Regions from separate parts of the Homo sapiens genome. Here all the other regions are linked to region 1. Evidence: chromatin contacts called from ENCODE Hi-C or POLR2A ChIA-PET data. All regions are on one chromosome and are shown on one strand. The core of a region is the stretch at or near the end of the contact, and the rest is flanking DNA. Distances in the headings are between cores, read along the strand shown.

Region 1 (3,721 bases), core at 727-3,226:
TTGCTTGCTTTAATACTTTGGTTGCCTTATTAATTTTTCAAAAATTGCATCCTATTTTTTTGGTTTTCAAAATAAGAAAGACATACTTGAATAAAGTTATTTCCTCTTCAAAGTCTTTCTAGATTCCACTTTTCCCCATGCTGAGTTAAATGCCTTTCTCTTTGGTTCTGGGGCAGTGGTTCTCAATGCTAGGGGGTGGGGTAAAGCTGGAATTTTGGTCCTTTCTCCCCTAAGGGACATTTGGCAATGTTTAGAGACATTTTGGGATGCCTAGGTCAGAAGGAATGCCACCGGCATCTAGTGCGTAGAGGCCTGGGATACAGCTAAACATCCTACATTGCATAGGAAAGCCTACACAGCAAAGAATGATCAGGCCCCAAAACTTAATGGCGCCAAAGTTGAGAACCCCTGCTGTATGGTATGTTTGTCATAGCACTTCATAAAGACAGCTGTAGGCCGGGCACGGTGATTCACACCTGTAATCCCAGCATTTTGAGAGGCCAAGGTGGGTGGATCACCTGAGGTCGGGAGTTCGAGACCAGCCTGACCAACATGGAGAAACCACGTCTCTACTAAAAATACAAAATTAGCCGGGTATAGTGGTGCATGCCTGTAATCCCAGCTACTCGGGAGGCTGAGGCAGGAGAATCGCTTGAACCCGGGAGGCACAGGTTGCAGTGAGCCAAGATAGCACCATTGCACTCCAGCCTGAGCCACAAGAGCGAAACTCCGTCTAAAACAAAAACAAAAACAAAAAAAGGCCAGGAGCGGTGGCTCACTCTTGTAATCCCAACACTTTGGAAAGCCAAGGCGGGCAGATCACCTGAGGTTAGGAGTTCAAGACCAGCCTGACCAATATGGAGAAACCCTGTCTCTACTAAAAATACTAAATTAGCTGGGCGTGGTGGCACATGCCTGTAATCCTAGCTACTCGGGAGGCTGAGGCAGGAGGATGGCTTCAATCCGGGAGGCTGAGGTTGCCGTGAGCCGATATCGCGCCATTGCACTCTAGCCGGGGCAACAAAAGCAACACTCCGTATCAAAAAAAAAAAAAAAAAAAAAAAAATCTGTAATTGTCAACTGATTGACCTACCCAGCTAGACTGCAACTTTCATAAAGACAAGTGATACATGCATGTTGTAGAGTGTTTGGCTTGCAGTTGAAACTTAATAAGGATTGGAGGAAAGTGAGAAGACACATCCAGATTCAAATTTAGGGACCTGTGGGATCATGCTGTTTGGGTTTTTTTTGAGCCATTTCCCACCTCCCTTTGGGTACTAATCAGTCAACTGATAAGCATTTCATTCATTCAACTATCTATCTTATCTATCGATCATTATCATCTATTTATTTGTTTTTGAGACAGGGTCTCTCTTTGTCGCCCAGGCTGGAGTGCAGTGGCACAGTCACGGCTCACTGCAGCCTTGACCTTCCGGGCCCAAGTGATTCTCCTGCCTCAGCCTCCAGAGTAGCTCGGACCACAGGCGCTCGCCACCATCCCCGGCTAATGCTTTTGTCTTTTGTAAAGGCGGGGTCTTGCCATGTTGCCCAGGCTGGTCTTGAATTCCTGGGCTCAAGCGATCCTCCCGCCTTGGCCTTCCAAAGTGCTGGGATTACAGGAGTAACCCACCGGGCCCGGCTGGAAGCCTAATTTATACTTTTTTAAAGATCATGCTGGCTTCTCTGGGAGAATATGTAAAACATCTATTATACACAGAATCTAAAATACTTGCCATAAAGTAGTTACACTCTCGGATACCTATTGTCAAAAGGGAAGTCTCCCAGAAAATATGGGGGCGCTGTAGCCGCCGGGTCAGCCGAGTCCACTCTCTGGTACTTTTAGAGACGTCGGTCGCTTCCGGGAGAGTCCGCGTCTCCCGCACCTTCCTCTCTATCAAACGCCGTCTCTGTGGTAGCCGGGGCCCCGCCCCTCCTCGGACTCTACCCAGTACTGAACTAGGGGCAGCTGGGCTCCAGAGTCCCTCGGGTCTCAGGTCATGGCGGTCGCGGGGCCCGCGCCCGGAGCTGGCGCCAGGTAAGCAGGGCGGTCGGGGAGGAGGTTTGGGAGCAGGAGTTCCGGGCTGTAGGGAATGGGCTTTCCTGCCCTCCGTGCCTCGTCCGCCGCCCTGGCGCCCCCGTCTCGCCCCCGTGACTTCTGAGAGAAAGAGGAGCTCTCGAAGGGGCGTCCGCCCTCCCGCCGCTCTAGGCCGCTCCGCACCGGCCGCGGCCCCCTCCGTTCTTGGCCGGACTTGTGCCATCTCCTGCGGTGTGGGACCCTCACCCTCGCAACTGGCATTCTTTTTTTGAAAAGAAGAACCTCAGGTGCACAAAATTGAGTTGATCCTTCTCAGTTCTTGACACCCTGTGGGCCAATGCAAGGCTCCTTGTTTATTTTATCACTTCCTCTCTTCGTTCCTATTCCCAGACCCCTTTCACTCCCCTTTTCAGACAGCCACTCTGGTGTGTTATATAAGTGGCTTTACGGTCCACCTTGGGTAAATTTGTGCAAGTGTTACTTTGAAATCTATATAGCGGTTTCGAATTCTTCAATATAATATGCTGTGATTTTTCTTTAAACCTTTTTCCTCAACATTGTGTTTTTGAGTCCATCCATGCTAGTCATCTTGTTTTCACTTCTGAGTGCTTGCATGAGGGGTGCTGTGTGCATAGACTTATTCCCCTAGTGGTGGATAGATTTTTTTCTAGTATTAACACCCCCACAAGCCACACTGTAACGAATATTCTGGCAGTTGTCTCCTTGTGCATATTGTTGCATTTCTCTGGGTATCCACCCCAGAGTTGGGTCCTGGTCATATCTAATTTTGCTGGATTGTTCTTTGGAATGGTCACACTAGTTTATACTTCCCGACGGGCAGTGCATAAAGCTTCCTGTTTCCCGGTATCCCTCCATCGTTCAGTGGCGGCTGGTTTTGTAATGTTTATCAGTCTGGGGGGTGTAAGGTGGTATCCCATCGTGTACATTTTCTTTCTTTCTTTCTTTCTTTCTTTTGAGACGGAGTTTTGCTCTTGTTGCTCGGGCAGGAATGCAGTGGCATGATCTCGGCTCACTGCAACCTCCGCCTCGGGTTCAAGCGATTCTTCTGCCTCAGCCTCCTGAGTAGCTGGGATTACAGACGCGCGCCACCACACCCAGCTAATTTTTTGTATTTTTAGCAAAGATGGGGGGGTTGGCCAGTCTGGTCTTGAACTCCTGACCTCAGGTGATCCACCCGCCTCGGCCTCCCGAAGTGCAGGGATTACACTTCCCGACGGGCAGTGCATAAAGGAATTACAGACGTGAGCCACTGCTCCCGGCCTACATTTTCATGTGTTTATTAAACGTGGGTTTTCCCTTTTTTGAATTGCCTGTTTATATCCCTTCCCACTTCTCTGTGGATTTCCTATGTTCCTGGCTTGCAGGAATTCTTGTAGGCTCTAGATTTAGATCCTGGCCATGCCCGGTGGCTCACACCTGTCATCCTATCACTTTGGGAGGCTGAGGTAGGTGGACCACTGGAGTCCAGGAGTTCAAGATCAGCCTGGGCAACATGGTGAAACCCCATCTCTACCAAAAATACAAAAATTAGCTGAGCGTGTTGACGCACGCCCGTACTCCCAGCCACTAAAAAGGCTGAGGTGGGACAGTCGCTTGAACCCGGGAGGCAGAGGTTGCCCTGAGCTGAGATCGCACCACTGCATTCCAGCCTGGGCAACAGAGCAA
Region 2 (3,721 bases), core at 701-3,200, 930 kb before region 1:
AGTAGTAGGAAACTAATACCACCACCCCTCCCAAGAATTCTTCATCTTCTGGATTCTGTAGCACATTGCACTCATCAGTATTATAACCCTCCCTACACCATATCATACTTATCCCCCACACATCTGCCACCCTACTGTCACTGCAATCCCAGGCCCAGTCTTCTTTGGGCGTGGTACCAAGTATCTGGGAGCTAATAGGTAGGAAGTAATACATGCTTGTTGAATTAATGTCATGCAAACCCAAAATTGGCTGCTATCTCTACTGCCTGAGTATTTTTAACAGAGGTAATCTTTTCTTTTTCTTTTTCTTTCTTTTCTTTTCTTTTTTTTTAGACCAAGTCTCACTCTGTTGCCCAGGCTGGTGTGCAGTGGTGTGATCTCAGCTCACTGCAACCTCTGCCTCCTGGGTTCAAGCGATTCTAGTGCCTCAGCCTCCCGAGTAGCTGGGACTACAGGCGGGAGTCACCACGCCCAGCTAATTTTTGTATTTTTAGTAGAGACAGGGTTTTACCATGTTTACCAGGCTGGTCTCGAACTCCTGACCTCAGATGTTCCACCCAGCTTGGCCTCCCAAAGTGCTGGGATTACAGGTGTGAGCCACCGTGCCCGGCCAGAGGTAATCTTTCTGACATCTTGTGTGTGTGTAGGGCTGGCTCAGTTGTCCATAACATTTTGTATGTACATACATAGATTTAATTATTAATTTAATGAATTCTATAGTAGCCCCTAAAAGAAGATATGGTTTCAGATTTCCCCTCTGGTTTTAGGCTATAACATTTCTCTTGAATGTTCTGAGAATATCAGATCCTCCATGACAATGTCTTTAAAATTGTGTCGAGTAACACTAACCCTTAAATGGGCTGTGGGCAGCTGTCAAGTTTCAGGCCTCAACTCTTGGCAAGACATTGTCTCTCTCAGAGGCCTTTAGAATGTCTCCAAAGCACGCTACAGTGTATCTGCTGAACTGTTAGCCAACAGCCTCTGTATCTCATGGGCAGGTATCAGTTTCACTGTTGTAATATCCCCTCAACAACCATTGCAATGGCCAGGACATGTGGCCTGGCCTGTGGTTCAGAAACATAGTCACTGTAGCCATATATGACCCCAGAAACAGGGAACAGGTCTATGAGGTTGATTTGCCTGATTCCTACTCCACCCCCACATATGTGTATGCACACACACAGACACATACATGCATGTGTGCACACACACCCATATACATGCAGGTGTGCACACACACCCATATACACGCATGTGTGCACACACATGCACCCACCTTATTGGCGCCACTGATAATATAAAATACCTGTAACAAGGGACAGAACTTTTTATTTTTCTATGTGTAAGAAGATTTATGGGGTAAAAGCTCCTGAATAGGCCGGGCGCGGTGGCTCGTGTCTGTAATTCCAGCACTTTGGGAGTCTGAGGCAGGTGGATCACAAGCTCAAGAGATCAAGACCATACTAGCCAACATGGTGAAACCCCATGTCTACTAAAAATACAAAACTTCGCTGGGCGTGGTGGCGCACTCCTATAGTCTCAGCCACTAAGGAGGCTGAGGCAAGAGAATTGCTGGAACCCTGGAGGTGGAGGTTGCAGTGAGCCAAGATCACGCCTGGGAAACAGAGCGAGACTCCAGAAAAAAAAAGAAAGAAGAAGAGAGAGAGCGAGAGAAAGGAAGAAAAAAGAAAGGAAGGAAGGAAGGAAGGAAGGAAGGAAGGAAGGAAGGAAGAGAGAGGAGGGATTTCTCAAGGATCAGCGTATCTAAGCCAAAGGCCTTAGGGGAAGGGAGAGAAAGGAAGTGCGGGGCTTGGCAGGCACCTCTCCCTGCCTTTGATTCAGACATTCCTGGTGCTTACTGGGTGTAGACACTTTTCTCTCAGCCTGCTTCCTTGTAGGCAAAATGGGTGTAATAATCGCACTCACCTCATGGGGTTATTTTAAGAATTATATGAAACAATGCATGTTAGGCAGACAATTCAAGGCTCAGCACACAGAAAGCCACCCTTTAGCTATTACCAGTATTTGACCTGTAATCAGGCTCAAAGAGTGTCTTTTAGGGTCTCAAAAATTGGGTGCAAATTGGCTCTCCTCAGTAGTTGGTGGTTGCTCATCAGGTGTTTAGGACGTCTGCAAAGTAAGGAGGTCTGACAGACTCCTCATTGTAAGCTGTTCCCTAGTCACTCTGCCCCCATACTGGGAGTGGCAAGGGAGGCATTTGGCAAGAAACCCAGCAGTGAGACAATAGGTGTGAAAGATGAACAGGAAGTGTGGTTTGGAAGCAAGTGCTAGCACCAAACCACTCATGGAGAACACCTAATCTGGCTGCTGATTGGGCGCTGAGCCATCACTCATATCAAGCTTCAATGGGAAGGTTTGTATCCATGCCCAAACTTACAGCACACGGACCTTCACCAGGGAGATTGACTGAACTGGTGACCAAGGGCTCCCTTGAGACAGCATGGCCTTTGGCCTTCCAGGTTCAAATCCTAGGTCACTCAGTTACTACCTGAGGCACATTATTTAACCTCTTGGAGCCCCATCTGTCTTATCTTTGAAACAGGCATGGCTGTTGGGAGGGTTAGTGGAGATAACATGGAAAGAGCCTAGCACAGGGCCTGGCCCACTCCACAAATGCGAGCTCCCTCCCATTTCCCCTCCCAGGCATCTGAGACACCCCTCCACCCCTTCCTTGTCTCCTCACTGAAGACAGTTAAGCATGCTGTCTGGGGATGACGCCAGTTCTTGATTATTTGATATTGCCACACATCTGGCCTTATCACTGACTATTGACTATAAGACTGGCTGCCCTCTGCTCCACCTGGCTCCTTCCGGCCAGGTGGCTTCTCCTGACGCACTTGGACAACAGTGAAGGGTTGGGCCAGGTCGCCTGGTGGCACCAGGGTTGATGTGAAAGAGTTTTTCCTCAATATTCCAAACTTAAGAGAAGGAATGACTTTAAAAATGCATATGTATCTGCATGCCTGAAACACACACCTTTGAGAAGTTTCCTTCCTTTGAGTACCCAGACTGCAGTTGTTCTGACAAGTGCCCTGCCTGATCCTCCCTCTGAACACTTTCGTAGTTCCCAAGCTTCTCTTCCAGATAATCTAGGGTTCCTGTTTCTCAGCTCATCTCCTAAATGTTGGGGTTCTAGGAGATTCTGCCGTCAGTGCCCCCACCCACCATGCTCTCTGCATGACCTCAACCACAGCCATACCCTGCTGAGTTCCGAATCCATCTGCCTGGCTCTTCTGCCCACACATCTGCATACACAGCTGCCTCCATTTCCACCTGGTGGTTCTTAGACTTAACGTGTACAAAACAGAATGATGGATCTTCTTGACACACACCTAATTCTTCTATATTCTGTGCCCCAGTAAATGGCATGTCCTGCAAACCCAGAAGCATAAGCAAATCTCTTGATCTCCCTCTTCTGTTAATTCTATTTCCTTAGTATCTCTTGACTGTATCCCCTCCTTCCCATCTACCTTCCACCTCTGCATTCTGGCTGCCGCTGTATCTCCCCTGTAACACGGGAACCACGGCCTCAGTGGGCTCCTTGCTTCTAGTCGTTGTTCTCCACCATTGCCCCTAGAGACAACTTTCTAAAATGTAAATCTGACGGCACGCCTCCTCTTACTTAAAAATCTCTCAGCCAGGAGCGATAGCTCACGCCTGTAATCCCAGCACTTTGGGAGGCTGAGGCGGGCAGATCATG
Region 3 (3,721 bases), core at 506-3,005, 660 kb after region 1:
GCTCAGGCTGGAGTGCAGTGGTGCGATCTCAGCTCACTGCAACCTCCACCTCCCAGGTTCAAGAGATTCTCATGCCTCAGCCTCCTGAGTAGCTGGGATTACAGCCACTCGCCACCATGCCCCGCTAATCTTTGTATTTTTAGTAGAGGCGGAGTTTCACCATGTTGGCCAGGTGGATCTTGAACTCCTGACCTCAGGTGATCTGCCCGCCTCGGCCTCACAAAGTGCTGGGATTACAGGCCTCTGGGATTACAGGTGTGAGCCACCACACCCTGGCCGCTTTTCTATGTTTAAATACACAAATACCTTGTTTCAACTGCCTACAGTATTCAGTATAGTAAAATGCTGTAAAACTTTGTAGCCTAGGAGCAATAGCCTACACCATCTGGTTTTTGTAAGCATATTCTATGATGTTTGCAAGGCAAAACTGCCAATAATGTGTTTGTTAGAATGTATCCCTGTCATCATTAAGTGACTTATAACTGTACTGGTTCTGATTCTCTATTTGAAGATTTTCAACAATCACCATGGTTCATACTTTCATAAATATTTAGGTCTGAGCCTTTCTTCACCTGAATATAAACCTAGGTTCCAGAACTTTTAACTTTCCTTGGCAGTGATTTTCAGCTAACTGCTTGGGGAACAAAGTAAGGAAAGCAGGGGGGAAACTACTTTTTAAAGAGTGGTATTTCATCTTGTTGAGGGCAGGCATGACTTCCTCATCATTTCCATCTCCTGGGCTCAATTTCTGCCCACTTATATAGCACTGGAATCACAAAAAGAAGACAAGTAATTATGCTTCTTCTTCATAAACATCTCTATCCAGTAGGACATCACATACTTTGCTCAATAGCTCTGGCTGGGTCTGCAATCCTTTTCAAACGACTAGTTAGAACTACCAAGTATGTAAGCAAGAGAGTGAACACATCAAGTAAGAGTTGAGGAGCATCTCTAGGTAAAACCATTACTTCATAAAGAGCTCTCATTGGATAGACAGCTGGTAGATTTCAAACCTAAGGCAACAGCATTTCTCAGTGTGGTGGGATGCCCTCCAATTTTATAATCACTTGAGGTGTGTTGTCGAAATGCACATTCCTGAAACCCCCAATCATATTAAAAATTCACAATCTGCATTCCAACAAGCCCATACCTATGCATACTGAAATTTGAGAATCACTGCTCTAATATATCCATCAGAGTGTGCTTTACAGTGTCACCTAATAACTGCCCTCGTAGTCATTCAGAAGGCAACCTGGGTACATCACAGGTTACGAAAACTGCTGCAATCCGTGTTATACAGAACCCTCTGGTAACCAGCCCCTCCCTGCATCTCGACGGGGGGGTCACTAAAATTACTTCTATGTAAAGAGATATCTTTATCTACACTCTCCTTCCCATCACCCTTCCCACTCCAATACGCTCTTTTTAGAGAATTTCCTGCTCTTCGCCCTCCCTTTTCTCCTGTCTGAGTCCCTCCACCTTAACCCAACCTCCGATCCACCCCAGGCCGCCCTCACCACAGACCACCCCCGGCCAGGGCTTCTCTTTCGCCTCGGGCCCCTGACTCCACAGAGCTAGCGTCAGCTACCGGCTCCCTTCCGCTGTTCAAGGACCCCCAGACCCTCAACACTCCACAGTCACCCTTTTCCACTCCCAATCTTCTCTCAGCTTTGGCTACGCGGCCCGAAAGGTACTCACCATTCCGGCGGTTGCTACTGTCACTGCTCTGGTTGCTAGGGCCCGCGGGGTCAGTGCGCGTGCGCACTTCTCGGCGCTCTCGGCGGAAGCCCTATCCCCGGCAGCGGTCCTTTCTCTCCGCCCTCAGGGTGGTGCGAGCGGGGCATTGTGGGACTGCGTGGCGGCCGCCGGGGTCCTCCCGTCCGGCTGTTGCTGGCTGCCCTTTTGCTTCCTTAGGTCTTAACCCCGCACAGGAGTAGTCAGGACCGAAAGCAATTTCAGCTGATCTGTAGTGACTTGTCCGCCTAAAGTTAAAAACCTTAAAACGTCCCCCTAACAACTACCCTTTTCATAAAATAATGTTCTTAATTCCTTTGCCCTAACGATGGCGTTTCCCACCCTTTTCCGGACGAGGGGAGAATAAGCGGCTTGCTGTAATTTCCCTCTCCATCCCATCCCACTGAGAATACCAGAGCCAAACTCCACCCATTTTATGTTTCTTTACCCCGGATCCTCCAGGGAGCCAGAGGCAGCTGAAAGCTCGGTTCCACATTTTAAATATCACAAATTGTTGGTTTTAATCACCAGGGTGTCTTTTTTTCCCCACCTACCAAATGAGCTAAAAATTATTAACAATAATAATAATTCATAGAGTTGCTAGGGGTATGGTGAAGTAGGGACACACAAATACGCTGCTGTTTATAATTGATACAGCCTTTCTGGAAGGCTGTTGGCTGTTCAAAAACTTTTGCACCCTTTGTGATCCAGCAGTTCCACTTCCAGGACTTTATCCTGAGCACAGAGATGTATGTTCAAAGCTTTAATAGAAAAAAAAAAATCAACTCAATTATCAACAAAAGAGAATTGGTGGCCGGGACTGGTGGCTCACGCCTGTAATCCTAGCACTTTAGGAGGCTGAGGAGGGCGGACCACTTGACCACTTGAGCCCAGCCTGGCCAACATGGTGAAACCCCGTCTCTACTAAAAATACAAAAATTAGCCGGGTGTGGTGGCACGCGCCTGTAGTCCCAGCAATTCCGGAGCCTGAGGCACGAGAATTGCTTGAACCCGGGAGGCGGAGGTTGCAGTGAGCCGAGATCGCGCCATTGCACTCCAGTCTGGGCAACAAGAGTGACACTCCGTCTCAAAACAAACAAACAAACAAACAAAAAGAGAGAGAAAATTGGTTAGTAGTATTGAACATCCAATGCAATAATGTACTTACACTAAAAAAGTACAATTGACTTGCTGAAAGGCATCTATTCACATCCAAAGATAGTCATATTTCAAGTAAAAATAGAAGTTACCAAACAAAATAGTTGGTACGATTTTCCTTTAAAATTATACATAGTGGCCTGGTGCAGTTTGTTCATGCCTGTAATCCCAGAAATTTGGGAGGCCAAAGTAAGAGGATCCCTTGAACCCAGGAGTTCAAGACCAGCCTGGGCAACGTAACAAGACCCTGGCTCTGTAAAAAATAAAAATTAGCGAGGCATGGTGGTACAACACCCATAGTCCCAGCTACTGGGGAGACTGAAGCAGGAGGATCATTTGAGGAGTTTGAGGCTTAGGTGAGCTCTAATTGTGCCATTGCACTCCACCCTGGGCAACAGAGCCAGACCCTGTCTCTAAAACAAAAAACAAAGCAAAAAAATGGAAAAGTTATACATAGTACACACACGTATATAAACATATATCTAAAAGGATATTATGAGGGTTTAATGTTTGCTGTGGACTGAGTGGTGGTACACCAAAATTCATATGTAGTGATCTGGTAAGTTTAAGTTCTTTGATACTTTCTGAGATGTCTGGGGGATACCTAAATTTTAAGCTTTAAAACCGGAAGGGTCAATTTCTATGTTTATTTTTTAAAAAACTGTCTATGGGACTATTGGATAGGTTTCAAAATCTTGGTACACTTCACATAAAGAACATTTTGAGTTCCAGATTCTCAAAGGTTAAAAACATTCACACAGAAAATAAAAGAATTATATAACTTGGACCCTTCTTTTGTTCTTTCATATCCTACAAAATGACAAAATAG
Region 4 (3,721 bases), core at 398-2,897, 580 kb before region 1:
AGAAAAAAAGCTATGGATGACACTTTTTTCTTTTTAACTGCTAGGATAAAATCTAAACTCCTTCAGTCTCTATACCATCTTCTATCTCTTGCCACTCTCTCCCTTAACCAAAATACTCCGGCCAAATCACCTTTTTTCCAGCTCTTAAGTTCTGCCAACCTCTTTTCTTCCTCAGGGTCTTTGTGAATGCCATTCTCTTTCTCCTGGGCTTCACTGGGTTAGCTCCGTCACATTCTGCTAGCCATAACTTTTTTTTTTTTTTTTTTTTGAGATGGAGTCTCGCTCTGTCGCCCAGGCTGGAGTGCAGTGGCGCGAACTCGGCTCACTGCAAGCTCCGCCTCCCGGCTTCACGCCATTCTCGTGCCTCAGCCTCCCGAGGAGCTGGGACTACAGGCGCCTGCCACCACGCCCGGCTAATTTTTTGTATTTTTTAGTAGAGATGGGGTTTCACCGTGTTAACCAGGATGGTCTCGATCTCCTGACCTCGTGATCCGCCCGCCTCAGCCTCCCAGAGTGCTGGGATTACAGGCGTCAGCCACCGCGCCCGGCCATGGCCATAACTTTTAAGTCACCTCCTCAAAAAGGGCTCTTCTGTCCACCCTCGTTTCCTTCTCAGCAGTTACAAAAATTTGCCTTTGTTGGCTTGTTTAGCAACTGACACTATCCAACTAGCCTAGGAGCTCCACGAGGGCAAGAACTGTACACTTCTGTATCCACTCCTGTATCCCTAGCGTCTAGCACAGTGCCTAACACAGTAGAAACTCAACTACGAGCTAAATGAATAAGCGATAGCTCGTGATTATGTAGCATTGCGTCTCACTACTCTCTGAACCAAACTGTCTTTAAATATTATGAGAAACACAGGCACCCCCGAGTTCCTCACATACTGCTCTGCCCAGGAGGAGAGCATTTTAGGTGACGGTAAGGGCAGAACTTACCAGGCAGGGAACGTCTCCCTAGAGGGCAGTTCCCCTGTTGAGAAAGAAGACATTATCGACGTCACCCAAGATGAAAAAAAAACCCAGCTTTTTCTTTTAAGTACACGCTCAAAGCTGTCCCAGTGGTGGTGACAGGTGAATCTCGTAACTCCGAAGGTAAATGCAACACACCGTGCTGGCAGACCCAATCAACACGCTGGGCCTGCCAAACTATCTCAACTTCCCAACGGGACTCATTAATACCCACTGATTTTAACAGAGCAAGACGAGACGGGCGCCGAATCCCGCCGGAGGACTCCGCCGCGCCTCCTCCCTAACTCTGAGTCAAGTATCTGGACGGGCGCGGCTCCCCAGCTCCCGCGCGGAGGGTGGGGTACAGCAGGAAACGTTCCCCGCAGGCTGCCTGGAGAAGGCAGGGGGCCGCTGGGCTCCGCAAAACGGTCCCGAGGGCAACCACGGCCCCGGGCCGCCCAGCCCGCGCGGCCTCCGCGTCCCAGTGCCCTTGGTGCCCGGCCCGGCCGGCGCGCCGCGCCCCTGCCTTCCAGGCCGCCTCTCTGCCCGCCAACAGACTCCTCACCCGTCGGGGCCCCGGCTCGGCCAGACCGTACCTTCTGGAAGGCGGAGAGCGAGCGGCTGAACGCCCGAGACACACAGCGGGATCGGGACAGCATCACGGCGGAGGAGCCGAGGGCGGGCGGACACCGGATATAGGGCCGGACAACAACCGGAAGTGGGGCGGGCCGCAGTACCCGCCGCCCGACGAGGGGTGTTCGGAGCGAACCACTGGCAGGGGGTGGGCGCACGGCGGCGCCCAGTATCCCGGCTGCAGCGCAGGAGTCCCGCTCTCTGGAGCAGGCAACCCTAAGGCGCTCTTGGGGCCCTCCGCACTGCCTGTCAGCCTGAGGTGGTTCTCCTGAAGGTGTATACGACTGTCCCGCCACCACATTGCCCCCGGGGTCAGGCCTTCCCCTACCCTTCCACAGAACTGGCTCTGAGCTTGGCGCCCTTCTCTCTTGGGACCCGAGGGCACCGCGCCGTTCCGCCTCTGTACCTTGGGAAGAGAGCAAAAGAGGGGCACGGACATTGAACTGAAACCTTGGCAGACATGCATGCCTGATCTTACACTTGTGTGGCCTGGGGCAGATGACATTGCCCCCCACCCCCAGTCTCAGGTCCCTTAACTATTAAAAAAAAAAAAAAAGGCACTTGTTACTTCCCTGTCTTCCTAACCCCGAGTCAAAGAAACAGAATCCCAGGAATTTCTAAATCCCATTGCCTTTTTACGAGTCGGATATCTTCACCAACTATAGCCTTATTTCTCAACAGCTTCTGATCTCCCCCCAACGCAAATTCCAGCCAAACTAATTGTTCCCCATACATCTTGTGCATTTTGGAAGTTGTTCGTTTGTCACCCTATCCCTAGAATATAAACTCCCAGCTGTTTTTTTAAGAAACAAGGTCATAGTTCACTGGAGCCTCGACACTCTGGGCTCAAGCGATCCCTCTGCCTCAGCCTCTGGAGTAGCTGGGACTACAGGTGCCACCATGCCAGGCTGACCTCCCCACTTTGAGTGTGCCATTCTTCCCGCTGACTTGAAGTGAAAGCATATAGCATCCCCTTCCCCTCCTTAAGTATTCAGGCCCCTTGAGTATTCACCTTTAAGGCTCACCTTCCTAATGAAAAAGATGTGCTTTAAACCTCTGGCTGAATTAGTAACACATAAATGTATGAATGAATGAATGAACCACTTGGTGCCGTTCATGATGATTTCTTTATCTGAGGCATTTTGCCTGGCCCTCAGGACCTTTATTTTTTATTTTTCTAATTAATTTATGTTTTAATATAAATTGAGACGGGGTCTCACTATGTTGCCCAGGCTGGCCTCAAATTCCATCAGGACCTTTACAGTGCCTTCACTCACCTGAACCCTGAAAGCACTGCCACTGAAATTCTGGAAGGATGGGCCAAAGTCCTAACTAGAAATAGAGAAAACAGCTCTGCCCTGCTGCTACCCACAATTAACTCCTCAGTAGCTTTCACCTGAATTATTTGAAAAGCTCCCTAAGCAGTTCTAAGCCTCCGCTCTCGCTTTCTCTAGCCCATCATCCTTTATATCTGTGTCAAAGATCCTTCTGAGCCTGGTGTGGTAGCTCACGCCTGTAATCCCATCACTTTGGGAGGATGAGGTGGGTGGATCACTTGAGATCAGGAGTTCAAGACCAGCCTGGCCAACATGGTGAAACCCCATCTCTACTAAAAATACAGAAATTAGCTGGGTGTGGTAGTGAATGCCTGTAATCCCAGCTACTCGGGAGGCTGAGGCAAGAGAATTGCTTGAACCCAGGAGATGGAGGTTGCAGTGAGCCAAGATTGCACCACTGCACTCCAGCCTGAGCAACAGAGTGAGACTTCGTCTCAAAAAAAAAAAAAAAAAGAAAGTAAAGAAAAAAAAGAAATCCTTCTGAAATGCAAACCTAATCCTGTCACTCCTCTGATTAAAGTCTTTCATTGCTTCTCCTGGTCGGATAAAGCAAGGGAGATAAAGTTTATCTCCCTTGTAGGATAAAGTACAAACTCCTCAACTTGGCCAGGCACCTGATAATCAGGCCTCTGATTATGTTCTGATTCTCTCCCCACATTCTCACAGATTGTGAGCTTTAGTCAAACCACACTACTGGCCATAGCCTTGCTGAGCTATTTGCATGGGCTGTTTCCTCCTCCTATTTGCCTAGGAACTCCTAGTCATCCTTTAAATCTCCTTCTTAATCCCTTCCTAACCCCT
Region 5 (3,721 bases), core at 555-3,054, 520 kb after region 1:
ATTCAGCTTACACTTAAGGAGGGAGGATTATACAAGGGTATGAATACCTGGAGGCAGAGATCATTGGCAGGGGGCGCATCTTAGAGGCTGTCTACCACATCCTCCACTTGGTGCCCTGGTACTCCAGCAACTGCCACCTTACATAGAGAAAAAAGCAATGTATGTGTAAGTGTCAGGCCTTCACACATTTACACTGTCTGCTAATTACTCCTGGGCATGCAGAAATACTGAATATTCATGAAATTGTGACTGAAAATTTGGAATTGCATATGGAACAAAAAAAATATTCAGCTCTTGTTTTAGCAAATATGGAGTATCACATGATTGCCTTTAGAAGCCTGGCTAACATATTCTCTCATTGGTTGCCTTAAGCAGAATGCACTAAGGAATTACTTCTATTTATTCCAAAATTGAAATGGGCAATCCCTTCACCATCTCCCCACAATAGCGTGATGTAAGAAGAATTTCAGGGAACTTTAATTATTGAGTCTAATGATGCAGTTATTTCTCAAAGCAGTATTATTTTTCTTGCATTGCACATTTTGTATTTATAATGTGCCATTAATGTCTTAGTAAAAATCAGAACTAGGGCGTAGCAGCTGCAACGTGGAGGATTTCATGTTGCTAGGAGAGCTTCGATCTTCATACGCCTATCTTTGGGTGAGTCTGTGGCTTTCCATGAGAGATTAACACAGACCTGGGGATCATTTCCCAAATGTCATTTTCCATCAGTCTTACATCCACCTTTCTGAACAAAGCCTTCACTCAAGTTTATGGTTTCCTGTGTTTTCATAAAAAGATGAAGCATTGAAAGGGGGGAGGTTTTATCTGGCCAATGTGCTAGGAGAAGCAGTATTTGGGGAAAAAAGGAAAATTGTTGAGCCCTAACTGATGCTTTTGAACCACCTATTAAAAGGTCCCTGTTTTCCACGACAAGCTACAATGAAGCTAATGTTTCTGTTATGAAAGCCCTTCACTGCAGTTTCGAATGTCTTTTTTTTTTTTTTTCACCAGCAAAGGCTAACCCCGTTTTTTCTCCAGCCTTATGAGATCAGGAGTTCTTCCTTGAAGACTGCTGTTTAACGACTTGGTTGCTACTTATCTTAAAGGTGGCTTTCCGTTGTACTTTTTAATAAGGTGAGCACATTTATTTTGAGCAATGATAAATTTCAGGATTACTATTGCCTGAAGCTGCCCTTCTCAGGCCTCCACCCTACCCTCAAAGTCACTTTTGACCGGTGATGAAACACAGAATGCATCAGACTCTATTTTCTGTGAGTTGAGTGTAAAGAGGTGGAAATCGCGGGGGAGGATTAGAACAGAAACCATTCTGCAGCCCCAGCTTGGGCGTTGAAATAGCCCCCAGAAGTGTGATACGTGGTAAACGTCTTGCTCACTTATAACCCGTAGAAATGACGAGGGACATCATGCAGACTTTTAGAGAGAACGTGGGGACAGGGACCCTTGTTTTAAGGCCCACTTTAGGCATTAAGAACACATAGAGCACACTGCTTTCTGACATGACCCTTTTAGCCCCAACACCAAACGGAAAAACTTTTTCTTTCCCCTCCCCCACCGCTTTGTTTGTGTACTGGTGTTTACCCTGGAACCCCAGCTTTCCGGGGACCCTGAACCCCACCACCACCTTCCAGACCAGCCTGAGAGCAGGGGACTCCAGCGCGGGGCCCCGGATCGCACTTCGGCGCGGAAACGACGCGGCTGGAGCGAGGCTTCCCTCCCAGGGCGGGGGGTGCAGGCTAGGCGGCCGGCAGCGCAGGGCTGCCCGCTACCCCGCAGCCGAGGGCGCGCAGAGTGGGGAGACGGCGCCTGGGGCCAGGGGCGCGCGGAGCCGGGGGCGCGGGCGGGGCGGCTGGCTGCAGGGCCCTGCGCGCCACCGCGCGAGCCGCTGGGTCACAGCCCGGGCCGCACAGCCCGGGCCGCACCGCCCGCTCCGCGAGGAAGTGACGACTGCGCCGTCCCGAGAGCAACAAAGTTAGAGTCTGCGGGCCGCACTCGCCTGCGCCCCGCACCCCTCCGAGCAGCCCGGGGATCCAGCACGCAGGTAAGCCGCGGGCTCGGCGCCCCCTCCCGCCACCGGGCGCCGGCGTGGGGCTCGGAATCGTTCCGGGGCTCGGGCTGGGCCGCGCGGGCGCGGATGTGGCGGGCCGGGTTGGGCCGGGCGCTGGGGTGCCGGGGTGCTGCAGGGAGGGAGCTCGGCGGCCGGGGTCGGGGCGCCGGGCTGCGCCGGTGTTGTCGCCGCTTTGCCGCGGGACTTCAAACAGCAAGGGCTGCAGCGGGGCCAGCTCCAGGCGCCGTTGGCCTGAGGTAGGGTGGGGGGAAGGGGCTTTCCGGGGCCTACGTCTGCAGCCAGCCCTCCGCCCAGCGCCTCCATCCCTGCAGGCTGGGCGCAGCTCTCGGCCCCTGCCCGGTGCTTCCCTGGGAAATGACCTCTTCCTCTTCGCAGCCCTTGTCGAGGGCGCAGGAAGGAAGTTAAAGGAACTTTCCCCGGACTTTTATTTGCTTGGCCTTCCTGGGACGAAGAGCAGAGTAGCTCGGAAGTTTGGGAAAACAACCCTACGCATTTTCAGAAAACCAAACCGGAATTGTCCCCAAGCCCCCTTGAAATGAATCGCTCCTGACTCCCCCTTTACCCTTCCCAACCATGTCCCAAACCTGACAGTGATCGCTAAGGCCTAACACTTTGCAATTTAGCCATAAAAACTGTCAGCACACCCACGTACATATGTGAGTGTTTTCTATATAAAACTCAGAAACCCGCTTCCAGCGGACTCTGTGGCATCTCGTTCTTTTCTGTTTCCTAAAACTGCAAGGGCTGCAGGAATGTGCTGCAGGAACTTTGACGGTGGTTCCCGTCGCCCTCGGTAGCCTCGTGGCGCAGGGTTTTTTAAAGAACAGCTGAGAAGTTTGGGACATTCCTGCAGAGTAACTAGGGGCTGGCGGCCCGGGCCAGTGGCGAGACTGCAACTGTAGCGGCGGCGGCGGGGACACGTTGGTGTGTGCAGGAAAGTGCGTCCGAGCCGTGGAGACTCGAGATGGGGTGTCCTAGAGGTTGAATGGTGCAGTTCCTAGCAGCAGCTTCCTGCCGGCCTGTAATTACAGCGTGATTGCACAGTCAGGCATTGTTGGCGTGGATGTTTATACACAGGCTATTGTGCAAGACCTCGGTAGTGGCGAAGAAAACGCAGCTTTGCACTGCAAATGCCCAGGATAGATCTGGGTCTGAGCTGCAGTCTCCAAATTCTTTTTGCCCTTTAACCCTAGCTAGGTGATTTATTTCATTACCTCCCTCTCACTTTTGACGACTTGTCCAAAGCCTGAGATGTGGGGTGGACTCGGGAGGCCACTGCACTCCTATCTTAGGCAGCCTGAAAACTATCCCAGGAACTCTACCCTTATTTGTCTCCGGAGAAAATGTGGGATGACGTCAGTAGGAAAAGGAGATGGGAGATGGCTATCAACCTCTCTAAACGGGAAAGCTGTTTGAATTAGCAAAATTGCACGGGTGGCTGGGTTGGGGCTGAGTTGCAAAGAGGACTCGTCAGACCATGTGTGACTGAGCTGGCGTGCTAGACTTTAAGCCTGGAAGTGTCAGCTGCAGAAACTTAGTAGGTGGTAGGTCCTAATTCCTTTATTGTGCTGGGCAAAGAGGAAACGTGCAAGTGGTAGCACTTTTGTCTGTGCTGGTGGTCTGGGTCTGGGA

Evidence for each region. A loop is a pair of places that touch in the nucleus more often than their neighbours do. ChIA-PET counts read pairs that join two places held with the same protein, here RNA polymerase II (POLR2A). Pooled maps may share reads with other maps.
Region 2: a loop to region 1 is called in a map with no recorded cell type, with 30 times the contacts of the local background. The contact joins the enhancer-like site here to the promoter of ABCD4 in region 1. A Hi-C loop is called at or near these places in 1 of 37 single-sample maps with no recorded cell type. POLR2A ChIA-PET finds 5 or more read pairs at or near these places in 2 of 52 experiments (WTC11 and naive thymus-derived CD8-positive, alpha-beta T cell).
Region 3: a map of naive thymus-derived CD4-positive, alpha-beta T cell shows a loop between it and region 1 (6-fold over the local background). The contact joins the promoter of DNAL1 here to the promoter of ABCD4 in region 1. A Hi-C loop is called at or near these places in 1 of 168 maps with a recorded cell type or tissue (naive thymus-derived CD4-positive, alpha-beta T cell) and 6 of 50 pooled maps.
Region 4: a map with no recorded cell type shows a loop between it and region 1 (7-fold over the local background). The contact joins the promoter of DLST here to the promoter of ABCD4 in region 1. A Hi-C loop is called at or near these places in 1 of 37 single-sample maps with no recorded cell type and 6 of 50 pooled maps. POLR2A ChIA-PET finds 5 or more read pairs at or near these places in 3 of 52 experiments (A549, B cell and PC-3).
Region 5: a map of IMR-90 shows a loop between it and region 1 (17-fold over the local background). The contact joins the promoter of MIDEAS-AS1 here to the promoter of ABCD4 in region 1. A Hi-C loop is called at or near these places in 1 of 168 maps with a recorded cell type or tissue (IMR-90) and 2 of 50 pooled maps. POLR2A ChIA-PET finds 5 or more read pairs at or near these places in 2 of 52 experiments (WTC11 and activated T-cell).

What each region holds. Positions count from the first base shown.
Region 1 is chr14:74,301,189-74,304,909 of GRCh38, reverse strand. ABCD4 (ATP binding cassette subfamily D member 4) reads left to right here and starts at 1,976. Exons shown (of 19, transcript NM_005050.4): 1 at 1,976-2,035. The coding sequence starts at 1,998. It also overlaps a transcript of VRTN not described here. RefSeq lists an enhancer at 1,528-1,887 and a silencer at 2,148-2,227.
Region 2 is chr14:75,228,825-75,232,545 of GRCh38, reverse strand. No RefSeq gene overlaps it. Among named protein-coding and RNA genes, the nearest start is that of FOS, 48 kb to the left of the region's middle. RefSeq lists a cis regulatory region at 2,248-2,803. Within about 2 kb of position 1,950, at least 20 of the 41 ENCODE cell types and tissues checked have a DNase peak (open chromatin) inside an H3K27ac peak, as active enhancers do.
Region 3 is chr14:73,643,020-73,646,740 of GRCh38, reverse strand. It overlaps DNAL1 (dynein axonemal light chain 1), which reads right to left and starts at 1,755. Exons shown (of 8, transcript NM_031427.4): 1 at 1,699-1,755. The coding sequence starts at 1,701.
Region 4 is chr14:74,879,842-74,883,562 of GRCh38, reverse strand. DLST (dihydrolipoamide S-succinyltransferase) reads right to left here and starts at 1,647. Exons shown (of 15, transcript NM_001933.5): 1 at 1,547-1,647; 2 at 939-972. The coding sequence starts at 1,609. RefSeq lists silencers at 1,303-1,632, 1,489-1,715.
Region 5 is chr14:73,785,443-73,789,163 of GRCh38, reverse strand. MIDEAS-AS1 (MIDEAS antisense RNA 1) reads right to left here and starts at 1,804. Exons shown (of 3, transcript NR_109995.1): 1 at 1,655-1,804; 2 at 48-137. It also overlaps a transcript of MIDEAS not described here. RefSeq lists an enhancer at 1,130-1,179 and silencers at 1,530-1,589, 1,670-1,719, 1,770-2,359.